2 separate regions of the Homo sapiens genome follow, and region 1 is linked to region 2. Evidence: chromatin loops called from intact Hi-C (ENCODE). Cell type or tissue: heart right ventricle. All regions are shown on one strand. Links, peaks and the distances in the headings refer to the core of each region. The heading gives the core; the rest is flanking DNA.

The links. Hi-C counts contacts between places; a loop is a spot of excess contacts. Peaks named below come from ENCODE experiments on the same cell type or tissue, not always from the same donor. Only the 100,000 strongest peaks of a DNase experiment are listed, where the experiment ranks them.
Region 1: a loop joins it to region 2, with 7 times the contacts of the local background. A loop is called at or near these places in 6 of 110 quality-filtered maps.

Annotation. Positions count from the first base shown.
Region 1 is chr16:14,609,927-14,622,113 of GRCh38, forward strand. It overlaps PARN (poly(A)-specific ribonuclease), which reads right to left. Exons shown (of 24, transcript NM_002582.4): 6 at 7,664-7,724; 7 at 718-883. Among named protein-coding and RNA genes, the nearest start is that of PARN, 14 kb to the right of the region's middle. In heart right ventricle, for the core only: no CTCF peak of the experiment used is centred there; no DNase peak of the experiment used is centred there.
Region 2 is chr16:14,555,407-14,567,593 of GRCh38, forward strand. It overlaps PARN (poly(A)-specific ribonuclease), which reads right to left. Exons shown (of 24, transcript NM_002582.4): 19 at 248-303. Among named protein-coding and RNA genes, the nearest start is that of PARN, 69 kb to the right of the region's middle. In heart right ventricle, for the core only: no CTCF peak of the experiment used is centred there; a DNase peak (open chromatin) is centred at 4,535; H3K27ac peaks cover 1,415 bases.

The DNA of each region.
Region 1 (12,187 bases), core at 3,077-7,076, 55 kb after region 2:
AAAGGGGCTGGACAATGGCTCACGCCTGTAATCCCAGCGCTCTGGGAGGCTGAGGCAGGAAGATCCCTTGAGCTCAGGAGTTTGACACCAGCCTGGGAAACATAGTGAGATCCGTCTCTATTAAAAAAAATAAAATAAAATAAAAAATCCACGCAGGTCTGACCACGTACTGAAATCTCTTGCCTAGTGACATGTAGCAAGTCCAAGTACAATACATGGAACTCTATTTACAATTTGTTGCTGTTACACTAATTTGAATATGCCGGCTAGGCATGCTGGCTCATGCCTGTAATCTCAACACTTTGAGAGGCTGAGGCGGGCAGATCACTTGAGGCCAGGAGTTCGAGACCAGCGTGGCCAACATGGCAAAACCTCGTCTCTACTAAAAATATAAAAATTAGGCGGGTGTGGTGGTGCACGCCTATAATCCCAGCTACTCTGGAGGCTGAGGCACAAGAATTGCTTGAACCTAGGAGGCAGAGGTTGCAGTAAGCCAGGATTGCACCAATGCACTCCAGCCTGGGCAAAAGAGCAAGACTGTCTCAAAAAAAAAAAAAAAAAAATTTTTTTTTTAATATGCCACAATTATATCCTGCCATTCACAACATCACACCCGTGTGTGTACTATGTTTGTAAAGCACAGGTTTGAGATATAGATGCCTGTCATCCCCAATATATAGCACACAATGCACGCTTAGTTTTAATTTAGGAACTTACACCACTTGGTCAATAAACTTCTTTTGATCCTCAGGAATCGTGACAGGACATTTTGAAGTGTTAGGAGATACATAGGACAGAGCTCCTGCACCATTCGCCTGTGAACGTTTTTCATCATACTGCTCTCTTAACTGTCTTTCTTCTTCCTGATTTAAATATGGAATTCCTAAACACGATTTTAAAAAGAATGCATTAGCAGAAGTAACTGTCTAACATAAAATTTGTTTAACAAACCAAAGAGTCTAAATTACTCAGGAAAGATTTACCATATTTAACTACATCTCAAAAAATGAACAGAAAGGCAAATGATTTTGAAATGTGTTTATCATTCATCCATTCATTCAGTCTTCTTTCAAGAAATATTTATCTGGCACTTATGCTGTGCCAAAGCATTATATTAGGCACTGGGGAATGAACAGTGACAAGCTGATGCATCCTGCTCTGTAGTGAAGGGAACTACTTCTGACAAGAAAATCAGGAAAGTCAGGGAAAACCCAAAGGATGAGAATAAGTCGGATACGAAAGGAGCTAGGGGAAGAGTCCTTCGGGTAGGGGAAACAAGTATTAATACCCAGAACATGGAAATGGCTTGGACGGTTCCAGGAGCAGCAAGGAGCTGGTGTGGCCAGATGTCATGAGCAAAAATGGAATGGTACAGCATCACATTGGAGAGAGTATGGAGCAAGATTCTGCAGGCCCTCACAGGCCAGTGTAAGAAATGTACATTATTCTAACAGTGGCTGGACAACATTAGAAGATTTTAAGCAAGATAATTACCTTACCTGCATAATGTTTCAAAGGCCATGATGACTACTCTGAGAGTGAAGTTAGGAAACAAGTCAGGAGCAATTGTCCAGGCAAGAGACAAGAGCTCAGATCAGAGGTCAGCAAACTTTTTCTTTGTTTTGTTTTGTTGTGAGACAGTCTTACTCTGTCACCCAGGCTGGCATGCAATGGCACAATATGAGCTCACTGCAACCTCTGCCTCCCAGGTTCAAGCAATTCTTCTGTCTCAGCCTCCCGAGTAGCTGGAATTACAAGCGTGCACCATCACACCAGGCTAATTTTTGTATTTTCGGTAGAGACAGGGTTTCGCTATGTTGGCCAGGCTGGTTTCGAACTCCAGACCTCACCGCCTGCCTCAGCCTTCCAAAGTGCTGGGATTACAGGCGGGAGCCACGGCCACCGCGCACGGCCAGCAAACTCTTTCTTAAAGGGCTCGATGGCAAATGTTTTAGGCTTGTGGGCAATGGGGGTCTCTGTCGCAATACTCAACCCTGCTGTTGTGGCACAAAAGCAGCCATACACAAAATGTACATGTACGGGCATAGCTGTAGTCCAACAAATCTTATTTACAAAACAAGGAGCCAGCAGTGGGCTCTTGTTTGTAACCCTGGTGTAGAGATGGCAGGGTAGAAGGAGACAGTGATTTTCTAGACATAAGACGTAACACTTACTGATATCCTGGAGATGAAGGATAAAGGGAAAGGCAAAATCAAGAGTAACACCTTGCGGCCGGGCATGGTGGCTCACGCCTATAATCCAACCACTTTGAGAGGCCGAGGCGGGCGGATCACAAGTTCAAAAGATGGAGACCAGCCTGGCCAACATGGTGAAACCCCGTCTCTACTAAAAATACAAAAATTAGCTGGGCATGGTGGTGTGTGCCTGTAGTCCCAGCTACTTGGGAGGCTAAGGCAGGAGAATCACTTGAACACAGGAGGCAGAGGTTACAGTGAGCCGAGATCGTGCCACCGCACTTCAGCCTGGCGACGGTGTGACACTGTCTCAAAAAAAAATAAAAATAAAAATAAAAAAAACACCTTGCTATTTGGTTCAAGCGATTGGGAAGATGGTAGGGCCACTAACTGATGTGAAGACAATGAGGGGAAAAATAGGTATCGGGGTCCAAGGAGTGAAAATCAAAAGCTACCTTTTGGACATACTATTTTTTTTTCTTTTTTTTCTTTTTAGAACGAAGTCTTGCTCTGTCACCCAGGCTGGAGTGCAATGGCACGATCTCGGCTCACTGCAACCGCCACCTCTCGGGTTCAGGCAATTCTCCCGCCTCAGCCTCCCAAGTTGCTGGGATTACAGGCGCCCGCCACCATACCCAGCTAATTTTTGTATTTTAGTAGAGACAAGGTTTCAACATGTTGGCCAGGCTGATCTTGAACTCCTGACCTCAGGTCATCTGCCCATCTCAGCCTCTAAAAGTGCTGAGATTACAGGCGTGAGCCACCGCGCCCTACCACGGACATGTTAAATCATCTAAGGGAATACACAAATTAAAAGCTGCAGTTACAAGCCTATAGCTCAAGAGAAAGGTGTTGAGATATACATTTAGTTATCATTGGGACACGGGTGGTATTAAAATCCATGGGGACGGGGCGCGGTGGCTCACGCCTGTAATCCCAGAACTTTGGGAGGCCAAGGCGGGCAGATCACCTGAGGTCGTGAGTTCAAGACCAGCCTGACCAACATGGAGAAACCCTGTCTCTACTAAAAATACAAAATTAGCCGGGCGTGGTGGCACATGCCTGTAATCCCAGCTACTCTGGAGGCTGAGGCAGGAGAATCGCTTGAACCTGGGAGGCAGAGGTTGCGGTGAGTCAAGATTGCACCATTCCACTCCAGCCTGGGCAACAAGGGTGAAACTCCATCTCAAAAAAAAAAAAAAAACAAAACACCATGGGAGGCCGGGCGCCTGGCTCATGCCTATAATCCCAGCACTTTGGGAGGCTGAGGAGGGCGCATCACTTAAGATCAAGAGTTTAAGACCAGCCTGTCCAATATGGTAAAACCCTCTCTCTACCAAAAAGTACAAAAATTTGCCACGCGTGGTGCCACGCGCCTATAGTCCCAGGTACTCAGGAGGCTGAGGTGGGATAATCACGTGAATCTGGGAGGTAGAGGTTGCAGTGAGCCAAGATCACGCCACTGCACTCCAGCCTGGACGACAGGGTGAGACAGTCTCAAAACAACAATAACAACAAAGCCATGGGACACTAAGGAATTTGTAGAAAGAACAATGAACGTAGAAAACCACCATCAGTCAACGATAATTGCTTAAAGCAAGAACTATCAATAGATGCTAAAACTAACTGGCAAAAAAAGTGGTCCACGTTAACATCACCAGTATTGGGACAAATGACATCACGTGCCTCCTGGTATGATACACGGAGAAGAATACACATAGAGGAGAAGCGGGAAGGCAACAGATAGTGAAAAAGCAATGGAAGTCAACAGATTGCTGAAATAGGTACCAGAGCAAGTGAATCAGAAGCATGAGTAGTACTCTCAAAAAAAGAAACATTAAAAACACTAAAAACAATAAATGAGACCATGCGTAACAGGTCACTCCTATAATCCCAGAGCTTTAGGGGGTGGCGGCAGGAATACCAGGAGTTTGAGACCAGCCTGGACAATATAGTGAGACCCTGCCTCTATAAAAAACATAAAAATTAGCTGGACATGATGGTGTGCACCTATGGTTCCAGCTACACGGAAGGCTGAGGTGGGAGAATCACTTGGGCCCAGGAGGTCAAGGCTGCAGTGAGTCATGAATGTGCCAGTGCACTCCAGCCTGGTGACAAAGCAACATCTTGTCTCAAAAATGGGAAAAAAAAAAAAGAGTAAATGAGAGGTGCAGTTTTTGACCCTAAGACCCATGACGCTGCCATTGGTATAGAGGACTAAAGAGAGATAGAAAGATGCTGACCACCTGGTCAAGAAACAGACCAGAGCATTTGCTGGTTATCCTTGAGGATACTAAAGTCACCCAGAGAGGGGCAGGAGTGGAGAGAATTATAACACACCAAAGCCAAGGCTAAGATGCACGCTGTGCCTACAGGAGTCAGCACAGAGGGGCAGCAGAGCTGGTGACAGCCTGAAAATGGTGGCTCCCGTACAAAAGAAAATTCAGGGGCCAGGCACGGTGATCACACCTGTAATCCCAGCTCTTTGGGAGGCCAAGGCAGGTGGACCATCTGAGGTCGGGAGTTGGAGACCAGCCTGGCCGACATGGAGAAACTGTCTCTACTAAAAATACAAAATTAGCTGGGTGTGGTGGCACATGCCTGTAATCCCAGCTACTTGGGAGGGTGAGGCAGGAGAATCACTTGAACCCAGGAGGCAGAGGTGGTGGTGAGCTGAGATCGCACCATTGCACTCCAGCATGGGAAAGAAGAGCGAAACTGTCTCAAAAAAAAAAAAAAAAAAAAAAAAAAAAAAAAGAAAAGAAAAGAAAATTCAGGTGTCTGAAGGTGGTGTGGGGAAACAAGGAGGACACCTAGCACAGCCTGGCCAGAGGAAGACAAGAGTGAGAGGGAAAACCACCGGGGATGGAGAAGGCTACAGGGGGAAACTAACAAGGAGTCACCTGGTTTCCCTCCAGACAAGGAAATCAAAAGGAACTTGAGAGAAGACTGCCGTAAAGAAAGGGCCTGACATTTACAGAGCCTGAATGGAAAGCCTTGAAAATGGAGAGAGATGAGGGTCTAAGTCAGATTTAGAGCATATCAACAACGGCATGGGATGAGGCTTGGTAGTATGGATGACCTGGGAGTCCTGACTATCGTGACTAAAATATTCCAGGGCATGACTATAAAACAGAAGAAGGAGGCACATTCCAATCTGGCTGTTTCTCTTCTTTTATGGGAAAAAAAAAAAAAAACAAGTTAGAACTATGCATCCATATGAGTACCAGATAAAGTGGTTCCTTCAAGAGATGCTGCCACTAGTCCAATATAGTGCTCTAAATGCATTTGGAACTTATATTTTATAATGGCTTTCAGAGTCAAGTATGAGACGAATAAAAAAAATTCTTTATAATACCCAAACTGTATTGCTCTGCTGGTTCAGTCACTATGTGAAGCAGTTTTGGCTCAAAACAAGTTTGTTTTTATTACCTCCGAAGATCAAAATCAGTAAAAATTAAGATGCAGCATCACTGAAACAATTAAAAAACAATATGGGCCAGGCCCGGTGGCTCATGCCTGTAATCCCAGCACTTTAAGAGGCAAAGGTAAGTGAATCACTTGAGGTCAGGAGTTCAAGACCAGCCCAGCCAACATAGTGAAACCCCATCGCTACTAAAAATACAAAAATTAGGTGTGCGTGGTGGCATGTGCCTGTGGTCTCAGCTACTCGGGAGGCTGAGGCACGAGTATCACTTGAACCTGTTAGGTGGAGGCTGCGGTGAGTCGAGATCATACCATTGCACTCCAGCCTGGGCGACACAGTGAGATTCTGTCTCAAAAAAAAAAAAAAAACACCACCAATATGGCATGGGTACTAAACACCTTGCAAAGAGGTTCTGCTGAGAATAGGAGAATTCATTTGAAGTCCATGTACTTTTTTTTGAGAAAAGTTCAGTTATTTTTGTTGGGATAAACCTCCTTCCCTCTTTCATTCATTAATTCTACATTCACCATGGGGGAAAAAAAACAAAATTTATGTAAATAATTAAATTAAAATATTGACCTTGTACATACTTAATACCACTGCAAAAAGCACAGTCTTTCCAAACACTTTTAGAGAAACAAATGGAGAGGAAGGAAAACCAATCTGAAATGTTCTAATGTCCAGTAGTCATGCACCCATTTATGCATCAAATATTTGGTGGTCACCTCCCTGATGTAGAAGAGAAATCATGCTATGCAAGGGGATGTGAAAAGAACAAGACACAATCCCTTCCTCAGGTGCTCCCCAGGCCATCACTCTAGCAAGTTAGCCATTATCAATCGTGCAGTCTCTGCACTTTTCTTCTCCCATAAGAAACTAAGAAACTGTCTCCAACTACTAAAAAAGCAACAGGTAGGCAGGGTGTGGTGTCTCATGCCTGTAATCCCAGCAGGCTGGGAGGCCAAGGCAGGTGGATTGTTCGAGGACAGGAGTTTGGGACCAGCCTGGGCAATGGCGAAATCCCATTTCTACAAAAAATTCGAAAATCAGCCAGGCATGCTGGTGCACAGCTGTAGTTCCAGCTACTTGGGAGGGTGAGGTGGGAGGATCATTTGAGCCCAGGAGGTCAAGGCTCCGGTGAGCTATGATTGCACCACTGCACTCACCCTGGGTGACAGAGTGGGACCCTGTCTCAAAAAAAAAATTAAAAATAATTCCTGCCAGCAGAGGGGTTATAAAAAATAAACATAAAAAATAAAATAAACATAAACATGCACTAGCTGGAAAAGAGGGTTTTCATTACAGCATCAGTGGAATACAGGACATTTCTAAACTACATACCTCTTGTTACACTGGAAGAAAACAAGGAAGCACTCCCCACAGGTGGTGAGTTAGGCCACTATATCACGCCAGTGGTAGAATAAACTGCACTCGATAAAAACAGGAGTTTGAAAGGCCTTATCAGAGTTAAATGAAGTAGTATCTATTCTGTTTAGCTCATGGCTGATTATGTTTTTTGTTTTTTTTTAAAAAAAAAAAAAAAAGATCACAGTAGGCCAGGCGTGGTGGCTCACACTTGTAATCCCAGCATTTTTGGAGGCCAAGGTGGGCAGATCACGAGGTCAGGAGATCGAGACCATCCTGGCTAACACGGTGAAACCCTGTCTCTACTAAAAATACAAAAAATTAGCCAGGCGTGGTGGCGGGCACCTGTAGTCCCAGCTACTCGGGAGGCTGAGGTAGGAGAATGGTGTGAAACTGGGAGGCAGAGCTTGCAGTGAGCCGAGATCACACCACTGCACTCCAGCCTGGGCAACAGAGCGAGACTCTTCTCAAAAAAAAAAAAAAAAAAAAAATCACAGTAAGCAAGTTTTTAAAAATTCTAAGGCTGCATATGTGTACTGGCTGCACATGTATGCTGGAACTCTAAGACTGTGTCTCAGCAGGCACAAAATAATAATTCTCAACCAAGTTCAGACTTACTTCCCAAGGATATTTTGAAGGTTTATAAGCTCTAAAGATAGGTTACCCATAATCTTACCATTTCGAAAAACTTTATTAAAATCAAATCCCTGGCTTGCTAGAAAGTCAATGCTGGAGCTCTGAAACAGAGTAAACAGAACACATGTTTTGGGGATGTTAGCGGCAGGAATATAAAGAGATGCAGAGAAGTAACTCAAACAAGAAAACAAAGACAATATGGGAAGGAAGCGATGTGCCAGAGGTCACAATACAAGGAATTTCTACTCCACAAACAATCCATTAACTTGCTTAAAACATTTGGGCTCTTCTCCTTTATAGCTTACAAAACAAACATCCTTTGTTTCACAATTTTTTTTTTATAGACAGGGTCTCACTATGTTGCCCAGGCTGGTCTCAAACTTCCGGACTCAAGCAATCCTCCTGCCTCGGCCTCCCAAAGTGCTGGGATTACAGATGTGAGTCACCACATCCAGCCTACTTCATAATATTTTTTAAAAATCTACTGGGTAGACCGGCACAGTGGCTCATGCCTGTAATCCCAGCACTTTGGGAGGCAGAGGTGGGCACATCACTTGAGGTCAGAAGTTCGAGACCGGCAGGTCAGAACTTTGAGAACAGCCTGGTCAACATGGTGAAACCCTGTCTCTACTAAAAATACAAAAATTAGCCGGGTGTGCCAGGCGCGGTGGCTGACACCTGTAATCCCAGCACTTTGGGAGGCCAAGGCGGGTAGATCACGAGGTCGGGAGATCAAGACCATCCTGGCTAACATGGTCAAACTCCGTCTCTACTAAAAATAAAAATAAATTAGCCAGGCGAGGCAGCATGTGCCTCTAGTCCCAGCTGCTGGGGAGGCTGAGGCAGGAGAATGGCGTGAACCCGAGAGGTGGAGCTTGCAGTGAGCCGAGATCATGCCACTGCCACTGCACTCCAGCCTGGGTGACAGAGCAAGACTCTGTCTCAAAAAAAAAAAAAAAAAATTAGCCAGGTGTGGTGGTGTGTACCTGCAATCCCAGTTACTCAGGAGGCTGAGGCAGGAAAATTTCTTGAGTTTGGGAGGTGGAGGTTGCAGTGAGCCGAGAGAGCCACTGCACTCCAGCCCAGGCGAGAGAGCAAGACTGTCTCAAAAAAAAAAAAAAAAAATATTCCACTGGGCGAACGGATTATTCTCCCAATAGGCAGAAAGCTCCTGATCGCTTGACTGTTGCAGTACTGACTAGGAAACTATAAATAGAACTAGTATGTATTTTATTACCCTGTCCCAGGTTCAAGTTTAACACAGGCACATGCACAGGTTATAAGACACTGACATCCACCTCAAATTAGATAATGAAAGCCCAAAATCTTAATTAAATGTTCTCAATGTTGAAGATCAAAAGAGAAACCAGGCACGGTGGCTCGCACCTGTAATCCTAGCACTTAGGGAGGCCAAATGAGGAAGATCGCTTGAGCCCAGGAGTTAAAGACCAGCTTGGGCAAAACAGTGAGATCCTATCTCCACAAAAAATTTAAAAATTAGCCAGGCATGGTAGCACATGCCTGCAGTCCCAGCTACCCAGGGGCTGAGGTAGGAGGATCACTTAAGTATGGAAGGTGAGGAGGTTGAGGCTGTAGTGGGCTACCATCATGCCACTGCACTCCAGCCTGAGTGACAAAGTGAGACCTTGCCTCAAAACAAAAAAGATCAAAAGGAAAGTTCCCAATAATAAGCCTTACGAAACAAATATATCTCGAACCTAGCATGAGCCAAAATATGTTCCCAGATTTAAATAAAAACATTAGACTGGGCTGGACATGGTGGCTCACACCTGTAATCCCAGCACTTCCGGAGGCTGAGGTGGTTGCATCGCTGGAGCCCAGGAGTTTGTGTGACCAGCCTGGGCAACATGGCAAGACCCCATTTCAATTAAAAATAATAATAATAAAATTATTTTAAAATAAGTATATATTAGGCTGGGTGCAGTGGCTCACACCTGTAATCCCAGCACTTTAGGAGATGGTGGGAGGATCGCTTGAGCCCAAGACTTCGAGACCAGCCTGAGTAACATAGGGAGACCCATCTCTACAAAAAATTTAAAAATTAGCCAGGTGTGGTGGTTCCCATCTGTAGTCCCAACTATCCCACAGGCTGAGGTGGGAGAATCAGAAAATCATTTCAGCCCAGGAGTTCAAGTCTGCAGTGAGCTGTGATCACACCGCTGGACTCCAGCGTGGGTGACAGAACAAGTCTCTGCCTCTTAAAAAAAAAACAAAAAACAGGTTGAGTGTGATGGCTCATGCCTGTAATCCCAGCACTTTCGGAGGCTGAGGCAGGCGGATCAAGAGGTCAGGAGTTCGAGACCCGCCTGACCAACATGGTGAAACCCCGTCTCTACTAAAAATACAAAAATTAGCCAGGCGTGGTGGTGCACGCCTGTAATCCCAGCTACTCAGCAGGCTGAGGCAGGAGAATGGTGTGAACCCAGGAGGCAGAGGTTGCCATGAGCCGAGATCATGCCACTGCACTCCAGCCTGGGTGACAGAGCAAGACTCTGTCTCAAAAAAAAAAAAAAAAAAAAAACACTGGCCGGGCACAGTGGCTCATGCCTGTAATCCCAGCACTTTGGGAGGCCCAGGCGGGCAGATTACAAGGTCAGGAGATCGAGACCACCCTGGCTAACATGGTGAAACCCCGTCTCTACTAAAAATACAAAAAATTAGCCAGGCGCGGTAGTGGGCACCTGTAGTCCCAGCTACTCGGGAGGCTGAGGCAGGAGAATGGTGTGAACCAGGGAGGCGGAGCTTGCAGTGAGCTGAGTTTGTGCCACTGCACTCCAGCCTGGGCGACAGAGCGAGACTCCATCTCAAAAACAAAAAACAAAAAACACTGTATTAAGTGAACAATACTATAGATGAAACACAAGCACGGCAAAATTATGGAGTTCATACTCAAATGAACTTAAGAAATAAGCATTACTGTAGCTACTCTAATTTTATTCTTGGCCAAGTCAGAACATCAGCAGGCTACACATCTGAATCATTTTCATCTGGTCCCTTTCCTGCACTGTACTTTGACATTATGCCATCAGTCTAGATTGAAGGACATGGTAACAAACAGTTCCATTAAACTTATCACAGTACTGACTTCAGAGATGTGATTGAAGATCAGGTTTTCTACAGTAATCATTTACTTATAATTCAAGGGTAAATGTTCTGAGGTCTCTATTCTGGGGAAAGCTATACTAATCCTGAGTTCTGGATTGTCCTAATCCTATGGACCACGGAATGACTGTGTTTCCCTCTTTTCTTTGCTACTAGGAAGCTCAGGGACAAACAAATTACACTTTCTTTGGCACAAATTCTGTGTTCTATTCATACCATAGTGATTGTATCATTTTTCTTTTCTTTCAAATTTTCATTTACTAATTTTTTAATCTTATGTTAAAAGGTAAATACCGTATATATCTTTAATAACCAAAACAAATCGTTTTGAAATGGTGAGATATAAAAAGACAATCTGAACACAGAAAAACACACAAACAAATAGAAGCACATGCAAATCACTTCCATCGTGTCCAGGCTTTTATACTTTACAACAAGCAATCTTTCCCTACCCCCACTTCTTTTTTAATCCTGTCCTGAACCAAGAACCAAGACTCAATGTATTTTGATTGGTCTGTGGGCTTCTGTCTACCATGGCTGGAGTGTTCTTATAACTCTGCCCACCTAAACATTCCATCTCTGACAAAGGCACTGAAACACAAACTGTGGAAGGCATTTTTGTCCTTCTAGTACTAGACACCAAAACATCCTACTTTCCTTTATCCCACTGAATTCAAAGTCAGAGTCATCTATGCCTTTCCTGAAGCTGCTTATTTTCTAATCAAAACAACACTCTTTGGGTTGTACAATAGTGTCAATGTACTTAATGCCACTGAGCTATACATTTAAATACGGTTAGAATAGTAAAATTTATGTTACATATATTTTACCACAATTTTTAAGAAAACCTCTGAACTTGGCCAGACACGGTGGCTCACGCCTGTAATCCGAGCACTTTGGGAGGCGAGGCAGGCAGATCACGAGGTCAAGAGATCAAGACTATCCTGGCTAATACGGTGAAAACCCTGTCTCTACTAAAAATACAAAAAATTAGCTGGGCATGGTGGCAGCGCCTGTAGTCCCAGCTACTTGGGAGGCTGAGGCAGGAGAATGGCGTGAACACGGGAGGCAGAGCTTGCAGTGAGCCAAGATCGTGCCACTGCACTCCAGCCTGGGCGACAGGGGCTTCGTCTCAAAAAAAAAAAAAAAAACCTTTGAACTAACAAAACCTTTTGGAGTTTACTAGCCACTACCTTTGATTTGTCATAAATGTAACATGTTCAAGATTGAAGAGATGAGGCTGGGAGCAGTGTCTCACGCCTGTAATTCCAGCACTTTGGGAGGCCAAGGCGGGTGGATCACTTGAGGTCAGGAATTCGTGACCAGACTGGCCAACATGGTGAAACTCTGTCCCTACTAAAAATACAAAAATTAGCCAGGCATGGTGGCACGCATCTGTAGACCCAACTACTTGGGAGGCTGAGGCAGAAGAATCACTTGA
Region 2 (12,187 bases), core at 2,773-6,772:
GAAATATATAGAGAAGATACATGCTTCTAAAATTCATTTCATGCATAAACTGGAAAACATAAATGAAGAAATGACTAATGAATGCCCAAGAGTCCCATTAACTTAAGCATACTATTCATATCAACCACAAAATCACAGCCCAATTTTGAGTGAAAAAAGCTTTTTCTTTAGTAATATTTTCCTGTTATCCCTTCCAGACCACACACTTAAATGCACAGATGCAATAAGAAAATAAAAATTTACTTACAGTCTGGTCCTTCCAAGTTTAGATAGGGGATATCCATGACCCTCATAAGAAATAACCTACAAGAAGAAAAGACAAACAAGTAATGGGCAATTTCCTTTAAAAGACAGGCATTTTGCATTTTTAAGGTTGAATTAGAAAAAAAAAATTTTAATAGGCATTTATTATATCTTTTGTAGAAGATCCTTGATATCACTCTATTTGTAAAATTATTTCTATTATTTATTTTTTTTTAGATGGAGTTTCACTCTGCCGCCCAGGCTGGCATGCAGTGGTGTGATCTTGGCTCACTGCAACCTCTACCTCCCCAGTTAAGTGGTTCTTCTGCCTCAGCCTCCTGAGTAGCTCTAATTTTTGTATTTTTAGTACAAACGGGGTTTCACCATGTTGGCCAGGCTGGTCTTGAACTCCTGGCCTCAAGTGATCTACCTGCCTCTGCCTCCCAAAGTGCTGGCATTACAGGCGTGAGCCACCACATCTGGCTTTATAATTATTATTATTACTATTATTATTATTATTATCATTTTGAGACGGAGTCTTATTCTGTCGCCAGGCTGGAGTGCAGCGGCACAATCTCGGCTCACTGCAACCTCTGCCTCCCAGGTTCCAGCGATTCACCCGCCTCAGCCTCCCGAGTTGCTGGGACTACAGGCGTATGCCACCAAGCCCAGCTAATTTTTTGTATTTTTAGTACAGATGGGGTTTCCCGATGTTGACCAGGCTAGTCTCTAACTCCTGACCTCAAGTGATCCACCTGCCTCAGCCTCCCAAAGTGTTGCAATTACAGGCGTGAGCCACTGCACCAGCCATGTAAAATCATTTCTAAAGCTCTGAAATTCATTTCAGAGATTTTTCTCCTGGGCCAAATATTTATCACAAATAGAAAAAACAAACAAGCAACAAACTGGCATCCTCAACAGTTCCTGGCACTCAGTAGCTGCTCAATAAATATTAGCTAAATGAACAAAATTAATCATCAAAGAGTCAAGGGAAAGTCCTCCACAGAGCTGTCGTGTTAGTCCAAGTAAACAGAAAGAAAATAAATATTACCCATCTTACCAATCTATGAACAAGTGTTCCTAAAAATTCTAAGTGTAACCCTTACAATGGGCATTTGTGAGCTGAGAATGACAACACAGGTTTCTTTTTTTTTAATGAAATGCAAAGTCACTGGATAAATGCTAATCTCTCTGGGAGTCTGAAATAAGTGACTGTCTCAAAAGCCCACATCATTATTATCATTTAAAACACACTAAAAGCACCAAACAAAACAATCCTTGGTAAAGAAAACTATCACACTAATATAAATCATAGCAGTCATTTTATGTTTATCTTCCAAAATGGGTACAAAGGCACTTATAAAAGAGTGCTTGTAAATTACAACTCTCTGTCATGCCATTCAATTTTCTTTTATTTGCAAGATTATGGACAAAATATCATGCATTCTGTTGTGTGTAAGATTATTTTAATGAGTTTTACTTAGATAACAATATATTATGCATTTCTGGTAGAGACAACATTATACAGCAAATTAAAAAGGCAATCTATCTGCCCAAGAAGCAATTAGTTTGGCTTCACGGACCCACAGTTAAGGAACATTATTACCAGGCATTCAAAAGCCAAGCAGGGCCAGGCGCGGTGGCTCACACCTGTAATCCCAGCACTTTGGGAGGCTGAGGGTGGATCACCTGAGGTCAGAAGTTCAAGACCAGCCTGGCCAACATGGTGAAATCCCGTCTCTACTAAAAATACAAAAATTCGCTGGGCATGGTAGCAGGCACCTGTAATCCCAGCTACTCGGGAGGCTAAGGCAGGAGAATCGCTTGAACCATGGAGGCGGAGGTTGCAGTGAACCGAGATAGCAACACTGCACTCTAGCCTGGGCGACAAGAGCAAAACTCTGCCTCAAAAAAAAAAAAAAAAAAAAGCCAAGCAGGGCAAAAGCTAGTTTACAAATGGAACCATCAGCATGAACAATACTGTTCTGTTAATGTCAGAAAAAACGAAGTCATAGTACTCTGTGGTTTGAGAATTTGTTGTCTGGCCTACAATTTAATAAACCAAATTCTATGGCTAAGAAACCAAATTTATTTTTAGTTCACTAATTTAGGCTCAAGTGTACTATTCTGGTTTTGTAAGCTGTTTTAACCAATTTAATCAATACTCCCTGCAATGCCAGAAGACAAGAAGATACATAAAGCACCTAGCATGGTGGGTTCTCAGTGAGGGCAGCTATCATGTTTTCTTAAATATTATTTTCCAGCATAAACGATACACACTGGAACTATCATTATTTTCGCCTACCAGAACCTAATAATAACAAAAGTTATTCCTAGGTTAGTGAGCTAGTTAGTTAGATAAGTTAACTAACCTAGGAATAACTCTTGTTATTGTTAGTCATGCTTCATATAATTTTCAGTTCTCCGTTTAGTAAATTTAGAAATAGTCTCCAATTCTAAACACCAAATTTTTTAAAAAATTAATTTTAAAAGTTAATGAAGGCTGGGCACACTGGCTCACGCCTGTAATCCCAGCACTTTACGAGACCAAGGCAGGCAGATCACCTGAGGTCAGGAGTTTGAGACCAGCCTGGCCAACACGGTGAAACCCTGTCTCTACTAAAAATACAAAAAATTAGTGAGTTTGAGACCAGCCTGGCCAACACGGTGAAACCCTGTCTCTACTAAAAATACAAAAAATTAGTGGGTATGGTGGCGAGCACCTGTAATCCCAGCTACTTGGGAGGCCGAGACAGGAGAATCACTTGAACCCAGGAGGCAGAAGTTGCAGTGAGTCGAGATTGCGCCATTGGACTCCAGCCTGGCAACAGAGCGAGACTCTGTCTCAAAAAAAAAAAAGTTAATGAAACGTATCAAGCACCATAAAAATAACTGAGAAGAACAAAAGTTGAATCAACAAAATGTTCACTGCTATACCATCAAATATGCCAATAATCAAAATCAACCTCAAGATTTGATAATACATGGAGGTCAGTAAATTATAGTTCAAAATTTCAATATAATATTAAGCAACCAAAATAACTACGAAAATGTCAAAACATGGATAACTTATAATTCTAAGTTTTAAAAAGGCACAAAATTTTATACTATGATTTTACCTTTATAAAATATTTATATCATTAAGCCAAGAATAAAAAATACCCTCCCCTCTCCCACCAACAGCTTTGGGAAACTTTGAGCTTTGTTTCTCAAAATTCCTTTTACGATCATTTTTTAAACTTTAAAGGCTACCAGAACTGAGAAGCCCAGGGAAAATAACTAGAGACTTTCTTAGAAAAAGCCAACCGAAAATGCCATCTGAATTAATCTTTCGTATACTGTGCACTACCTCACCTGGCTGGGAGGGAGAAAAATATAAATATAAAAATATAAATATAAAACCACAAACTCGAATTTGCAATTCTTGTATTTCTGTTTACAATTCTGTTATATTGCTAAAGTCATGGGACCTCAACAACAAATTTAGGAAACTCAGTGTTGTAAAAATACCAGGAAGGATTATACTAACAAAGAAAAAGAAGGCTCTCCCAATTTCTCTTACCATTTAGATGTTGTTGTTTTTTTTTTATTTCTTTATTTTATTTTTTTCCATTTAGATGTTTTGAAAAAATTTTTTTGAAAAATATTTTTTGTCAATATATAAGCTATGTGTTCTCTAATATTTCACCTGAATTTTCAATATTATCTCTGATTAAAGTAAGCAAAAATTTATTCTCAGCTAAAACACTCAAAAGATTTGTTTTTTTTTTTTAATTTTTATGAGTATACAGTAGATGTATATATTTGTAGGGTACGTGAGATGTTTGGATAGAGGCATGCAATGTGAAATAAGCACATCATGGAGAATGCAGTGTCCATCCCCTCAAGCATTTATCCTTTCAGTTACAAACAATCCAACGACACTCTATTTAAAAATGTGCAATTAAGTTATTACCAAATATAGTCACCCTGTTGTGCTATCAAATAGGTCTTATTCATTCTATTTTTTGTACCCATAAAAGCTATTTTTTAATGTAGTCAATCCTACACTATCTTGTTTGTTTACTCCACATTACCTTACACAGAAACCCCTTTCAAATGAATTATTAATAGCACTTCTCACTCTTTCCCTATACCTTCACCTTCACATCTGGGGTTTAGAGGGAACTGAATAGCTCCAAAACCCGGAAGAACACGAAAACCAACTCTGTGTGACTTGGCAGACTGCGGCTCTGGAGAGCGCCACGCAATTGTGAAACTGACTCTAAAACTGTGGCTGAGTGTCTGCGGAACTGAACCAAAGTAAACTCTCCCAACGGCCTCCCACCGTCCTTATGCCATGCTGTTTGGAAGCCACTGCTCTGGTAACATCTCTGCCCTTCTGAAGTAAAATTAAAACATTTCAATATAGGCATGCCTCATCCCAGCTGGCTGTCAAATGGCCTGCACTGACTCCCTGGAATGATTTGATAAAATACTTCACATATGCCTCATCCAACTTGACAGTTTTCATCCTAGCATATGAGGAAATGCACTAGGCAAGCAGAAATGCTGATAAAGACATGAAAGGATGTTCCATCACTGTGAACTGTATTGAAGAACAATCTCTCCCAGAAGGACTTTCATCTGCAGATATCAAAAAGACACTCAGACTAACACTTGCACGAAACGTTCTTTCTATTTTAGCAAAGATCCGAGAGGGTGTAACACGGTAAAGACCCTCAAGACTGCGTGCGGGTATCTTGCCACATTTCTGAAAGCTTTCTGATGAAATATTATTTCCCCACTTATTCTCTAAAGGACTGACATTAACTTTATCAAACACTAAAATTAAAATTCCCATTAAATACAATGGCTAATTTTACAAAAGAATTCTATCCTAAGAAACAGTGTAACTCAAGTTCACATTCTAGATGTCATAGAGCAAGTTTTAACCTTTGTGGAATCTGTCATTTTTTAAATGTTGTATGAGTATATCACTGGCAGTGCTTGTTATCCTGGCTTTCAAACAAGTCTGGAAAGACTCCAGGGTAAAGCACAGCATACCAGGATCTTTTGCTCAATACACTGGGTCACTTCCACTCAGTCTCTTCACAGGCTACACAGCATACGCTACACAATACCTTTAGCTCCAAAGAGCCACCACCTCATCTCCATTACCCATGTGCTGGGTGGCACTCACAAAAAGCCACCCTCCAAACTTTTTTGTGAAACAGGCGGTATAGGCCGGGCGCGGTGGCTCACGCCTATAATCCCAGCAATCTGGGAGGCCGAGGCAGGTAGATCACCTGAGGTCAAGAGTTCCAGACCAGCCTAGCCAATGTGGTGAAACCTCGTCTCTATTTAAAAATACAAAAATTAGCTGGGTATGGTGGCGGGTGCCTGTAATCCCAGCTACTTAGGAGGCTGAGGCAGGAGAATCGCTTGAACCCAGGAGGCGAAGGCTGCAGTGAGCCGAGATTGCACTGCTGCACTCCAGCCTAAGTGATAAGAGCAAAACTCCGTCTCAAAAAAAAAAAAAAAAAAGAAAAGGGCGGGATGACACTGTGTCCCAGGCTGCCTAAGAAGGCTCATTAGTTACTGAAGAATTTCATTTCAGATATATAACTCTAGAATATAGAACCTTGAACCGTTAGCAAAATGTGCTTCCCCGCCAACTGGATCAGCATCACCTGGGAACTTGTTAGAGATGCAAATTCCCAAGCGCCATCCAAGACTCCTGACTCAGAAACTCTGGACTGAGAATCACCGAGTTAACAGGAAAACAGTATATTCAATGTGGTGTTGTTAATTACCACTAAAGATGATGCAGCAATCAGCTGGATAATGACTTGTGCCAACTTCTCCAAAAGATATTAGTCTTAATGATTTGTTTATATTAAATCATTCTGTGGCTCATCCCTGTTAATCCCACTGCTTCGGGAGGCAGAAGTGGGAGAATTACTTGAGGCCTGGAGTTTGAGATCAGTCTGAGCAACATGGTGAGACTCCTGTCTTTACAAAAAGTAAATTAGCCGGGCAAGGTGGCTCGTGCCTGTAGTCCCAGCTACTCAGGAGGCTAAGGCAGCAGGATTGTTTGACTCCATGAATTTGAGGCTGCAATGAGCTATAACATGCCACTGCACTCCAGTCTGGGCAACAGAGAAAGACCCTGTCTACACAATAAATAAACAATTAAATGAACAAACCATAAATAAAATACGTAGAAAAACACAAAACTGGCCAGCCACAGTGGCTTACGCCTGTAATCCCAGCACTCTGGGAGGCTGAGGCAGGTGGATCACTGGAGGTCAAGAGTTCCAGACTGGCCTTGCCAATATGGCAAAACCCCATCTCTACTAAAAATACAAAAATTAGCCAGGGGTGGTGGCGCACGCCTGTAATCCCAGCTACTCGGGAGGCTGAGGCAGGAGAATCGCTTAAACCTGGGAGGCAGAGGTTGCACCATTACACTCCAGCCTGGGGAACAGAGTGAGACTCCATCGCAAAAAAAGAAAAGAAAAGTACAAAACTTTGACACATAAAATTTTAAAAAAGAAAAAAACTGCCAAGCATAGTGGCTCATGCCCGTAATCCCAGCACCTGGGGAGGCCAAGGCAGGCAGATCAGAGTTTGAAACCAGCCTGGGCAACATGACTGCTACAAAGAAATACAGAAAATTAGCCAGGTGTGGTGGCACATGCCTGTAGTCCGAGCTACTTGGGAGGCTAAGGCAGGAGGAGCCCCTGAGCCTGAGAGGTGGAGGTTGCAGTGAGCCTGGGGGTCAGAGCGGGACTCTGTCTCGAAAAAAAAAAAAAAAAAAACTATGAATAAAAAAAAGAAAAACATAAAACTATTAAATACCAAGGACTACCTCAAAATCCAGAAGGCAGTAACATAAGCCTTCTACCACTCCTTGAAACCAGGAGGCCAAACTGTAGCATGCAACTAGGTTCTCTGCAAGAGATAAATTGGGTGAAATTACTGCTGACAGCTACCACTCTTGTTTTTAAGTAGATTTAAAAAAAAAAAAAAAATTACTCAAACTACTCTCTTGGCAACTCATTAGCAAAAGTCTAACCTGTTTCTGTGAATTGGCCACAAATTAAGCTTTAGCCACTAATGCAGCACTAAAGATTAGCAAACACTTGAGGGAGTAACACACACAATACAAAAGAATCAGACACCTCTAACATTAGCAAAATCCTCCACCCTTACCACAAAGCTTCAGACACAGATTATGTTAAGTACAAGCACAGATCAAAGGTTATTCTATGATGACACAATGGCTTGCCTTGGACTGTGGCTTATCTAAGCCATTCCCTAGTAGTCCGGTGAATATTAAGTGGGTTGCAAAACAATGCTGCTATTAACCCATTTCACGCAGCTATGCTCAAGAAAACGAAGTATGATATTCAAAAATGCATGCAAGCAGTCCTAAAGGTGATTCAGGAATACTTTGGATGGAGACTCAAACCTCTGAGAACTGAAAAGATCATTATAGTTCTTTCAAATTCTACATTACCAAATCTATCTACAAAATCACAGATTTGATTCACAAAGGAAAGGAAATACTTAGTTTTGCTCCTGAGGCAGCAGGCTTTCCAGTCCTAAAACTGATGGCAGAGGAGGAGCGTGAATCAGACAGGCGGCCACTTTAAGAAGCAGTTAGCAAAAAATGGTCACGCCTAGTGTTGGAGCCAGTGCAGTGCAAGGCAAGCATGTACTGACAAGAGCTCCAGCCACGAAGGAAGGTTGTGAGTGTACCATGACAGATCTGGCTGGCAGGCCACTGAAGGCTGTCTACATGATGCTGACCACGAGTTTTAATGTGTTTGAAAATTCCTTTGTGTGTGTGTGTGTGTGTGTGTGTGTGTGTGTGTGTGTGTGTGTGTATATAATTCTTTTAAGTTCTGGGATACATGTGCAGGACACGCAGGTTAAATATGTATCTTTTAAATTGAGACAGGGTCTATGTTGCCCAAGCAAGACTCAAACTCAGTCTCAAGTGATCCTCCCACCTCAGCCTCATAAATGGCTGGAATGACAGGTGCACACCACCGCACCTGGCTTTTTTTTTTTTTTTAGTTATACAATTATATAACTAGTATAATCTCAATCAGCAAATGAGGAACACTGATCTCAATTAGTAAATGAAATAGACACAGAACACAAACTAGCAGGAAATTCTCTAAGAGGACAGCTTTTTTTCTTCTGGGCTGAGGAATTATGAGTGGGATTTTTGTGTTTTAAAAAGAAAAAAAAATTAAGGACAAAAATTCCTAACTAAAGTAACATTTATCATGGCCTGTTCAGCCTCAGTTGATCCTCTCCTGTCTGGAAGTTATCGGTCCCCCTGTACTGAGAATGGGAGGCAGATTCTTCCAAGTTTAGCCACTTGCCCTTGGCCACCATGGAGGCCGACCCTAAGCTTCCCACTACCCGCCCTACACACGCAGGCCCTGTTCTCTCTCTCCCACGTGGCTTTTAACCTGAGCTGTCTCCATAGCCTCCCTGTGAAATGGTAAGCCTAGAGTACCAGCGGGAGCAGCTAGGGACAAGGGTTTTCATCCTAAACCACTAGTCAAAGCCCTTGTGTATATAAGAGAAGCAAGTGTAAGCAAGTGCTCAGGATACAACATCCCAGAAACATTTTTTTATAATACTCAAAGGGCTGATTAACTTATAGCTTCACGTGATGGCGTGGAGCCCTGATACAAAAAATGAGGTTGCTGTCTGAGGAAGAGCTTTGGGTAGAGCGAATTTTCAAGGCAACAGGAACAACACGCAGTGAAGAGAGCCATGTGGCCGGAGATCAAAAGGACAACCTTCCCACGACTGTAGTGCAAAGCAAGCTGCTACCTGGGCATGGGGCTTGCCAGGCACACCTGCTCCCACACACCGTGATCACCATCAGGAAAACGAGTGAATCAGCATCTCAGGGTGAGGCGAGGCCTCAGAGGTGTAGGGACACAGAGGTTTAGTTTGCATAATGACACACACACAGGCCTGGATGATCTAGACAGACTTCTAATGTCATGACATGTGTTAATAAAGAAGAACAGAGTTTATTCTGGTCTCTCTTCCTAGCAAAAGGAAAAACCTCAAGCCCCCAAACTCTTTATCCTTCCTCCTAAGAACTCAGTATTTTCACTCCCCGAGTGAAAAATTTGCATTCGTGTCCATCTGCTTTCTGCTTCTCTCAAGACTACACTTCCGATTTCTCAAAAAAGAGATTTCCAAGTAAAATTGTACCCCTCTCCTACCACTACAGACTGGGATACAGAAATGTTGAATACAATCTCATCTCAACCCAATTTGAGCACAGAATTAATCTGCGGCTCACCCCAAGTCCCAAGCCTTCTAAAGAGAAATTGAAACCTTAACCGACCAGCAGCTCTACTGTACTTGCAAACGGTCTTGGTATTTCCTTCAGGGCAGAGCAGTAAAAGCACTTCATAAGAACCCTGTATGCAAGGCTCATCATTATACATATTTATGTGCTATAAAAAACTAATTTTATCATCCAGGGTAGGAAGCATGCAGACATCTCTCACAAAATAAGCTCATTTATTTTGCTCACTAAGGCTCCTGTGTAAAATAAGGGTAACCACTGGCTAGATGGGAGTGACTGTGGCATCAGTTATTTTAATTTCACTCAGGTGGGGGGAATACAGTTTTCAATCTAGCCACTTGCTGTTTTGACAAATAGAGCGTTACTCAACATTTGTCCTGAAGCCAACTCATATCCTTTCTTAAATACATACACTAGAAACAAAGGCAAAAAAAAAAAAACAAAGGAAGAAAAAAACAAAACCAGCAGCTCATTTCAACAGTCTCCAAATGAAGCATATCAAATTACATCAACTAAAAACATTAAATTAAACATTATACAAAGGCAATGCCTGCAGGGCCTGTAAAACAACATACTGTAAAGTGTCAGAGGAAACAAGCCCCACACAATCCAACAGTCTAAGTCAACATCTTTTACAGTCTGTGCTCAGGCCAAACATTGAGAGAAACGGAAATCTTCTTTCAAAGACACTAACACTGTCTCTTAAAAAGATATGCCACCAACTACAGCATTGTCCCTTATAGACACTGTGTGCTATGGAAGAAGAATCCCTTCTTAGTGGAGCACAGGCTTGATTATCCCTGACTCTGCCACTCCTGGGGCCCTAGGCAGATGTCTCGGCTTTAAAATGGGCACATTTTCCCCTATCTATGAGGGCTGCCTTTAGAAAAAACAGTCAATGCAGGTGACATACTGTGCATAGTGGAAGGTGTTCAATCGATAAGCTATTTGATAGGTAGCCCAAATTTCTTAGAGTATACTGCTAATCCTTGAACACTGCAAATTAAATGCTAAATAGTCTTGGAAATAACTATTACCCACTTGCTCCAAGCCAGGACCAATGCAAGGCTGGAAATAGCTAAGAATGCTGACTTTACTACTAACCTGCCTACAGTGGGCTGAATGGTGGCCTCCAAAAAGATATGTCCACTTTCTACTCCCTGGAACCTCTGAGTGCTACCTTAGTTGGAAAAGGAATCTTAGTAGATGTTATTATATTAACATCTACTAAAATGATAATATCTGGGATTGATGATATTATCTGGGATTATACAAGTGGGGCCTCACTGCCATCATATGTGTCCTCATAAGAGAGAGGCAGAGACAGAGAGGACACACACACAGAGGAGGAGGAGGCAATGTGACCATGGGGACAGAGACTGGAGTGATGTGGCCCTAAGCAGAGGGATGCCAAGGAACGCCTGCAGCCACTGGAAGCCAGAGGAGACAAGGACAGATTCTTCCCCAGAGCCTCTGGAGGGAGCTCAGCAATGCTGATGACTTGATTTGAAACTTCTGGCCTCCAGAACCATGAGAGATGTATTCACCTAAAACACTTGGTATTTTAAGCCACCAAGCTTGCAGTAACTTGTCACAGCAGCCACAGAACACTAATCCAATACCCTACAGAACACTAATCCAATACCCTACTACAGAGGAGGCAAGTTGCTTAAATATACATCCAAGGGTTGACTGATTTCCTTTTACCTCAACAAGTTATTTTAAATTATAATAATAAACAAGCTATTAAGCCAGAGAGAAATGTACTTTAAAGTAACTAGAGCAAACACAAGACTAGAACAGCTCAGCACGTGGACTGCCCCTGCAGTGCTGCAGGGCTAGCATACCAAGTACAGGTTGCTGGGTGGGTGGCCTGTAAGGTTTCTTTAAAAAGCAGTTTTTTGATGCTGCCACAGAAGTGGCAATCAAGATCACAAGGCAGAAATTAAATAAGGCAGTATCAACTTGAGGCAAGCAGTCCCTTCCCTGAAGTAGCACTTGTTTCCAGTCTTAAAAAACCAGACTCAAGGCTTCACAGTAATTTAATGTGCCCTGTCTTTTGACTTTGTGAAAATCAGTGAGTGCATTAAACTTTGAGGGTAATCAAACCAAGCCAATTCATGGAGATTCTTTTTATCATGGTAACTTGGGGAGCCAAAAACGAAATAAACAAGACTTTGAGGAAAAATAAATGGCTTTGGTTAAAGTATGTGAGGAAGAAAAAATGCATCTTGTATATTAGGGGAAAATATATTTTGTGAACTAGGGAAAAACTGGCTTCAAGCCTTCTGGAATCTGGGAGGCTGGCTTGAAGCATCTGCAGTGCTAAAATTTCACTCCTCCATGGCACCTGACTCCAAAATTTACACAATCCAGAAGAGGTTGAAAATGGAGACTATTTTTTAAAGACGTATTTCCTGGGCTCTTTATGATTAAAGGGTAATATCAACAATCATACCACTGTCCACATGCAGCCAGTTTATGATAAGCTGTGCTGCCTAGTCCAGGTTCATACCCATTTTTGGTAAAAGCTGCAGGGCACAGGATATCATCTTTTAAAAGATTTGTTACTCCCTCATGCAAGCACATTAATATAAAATTAAAGGATAA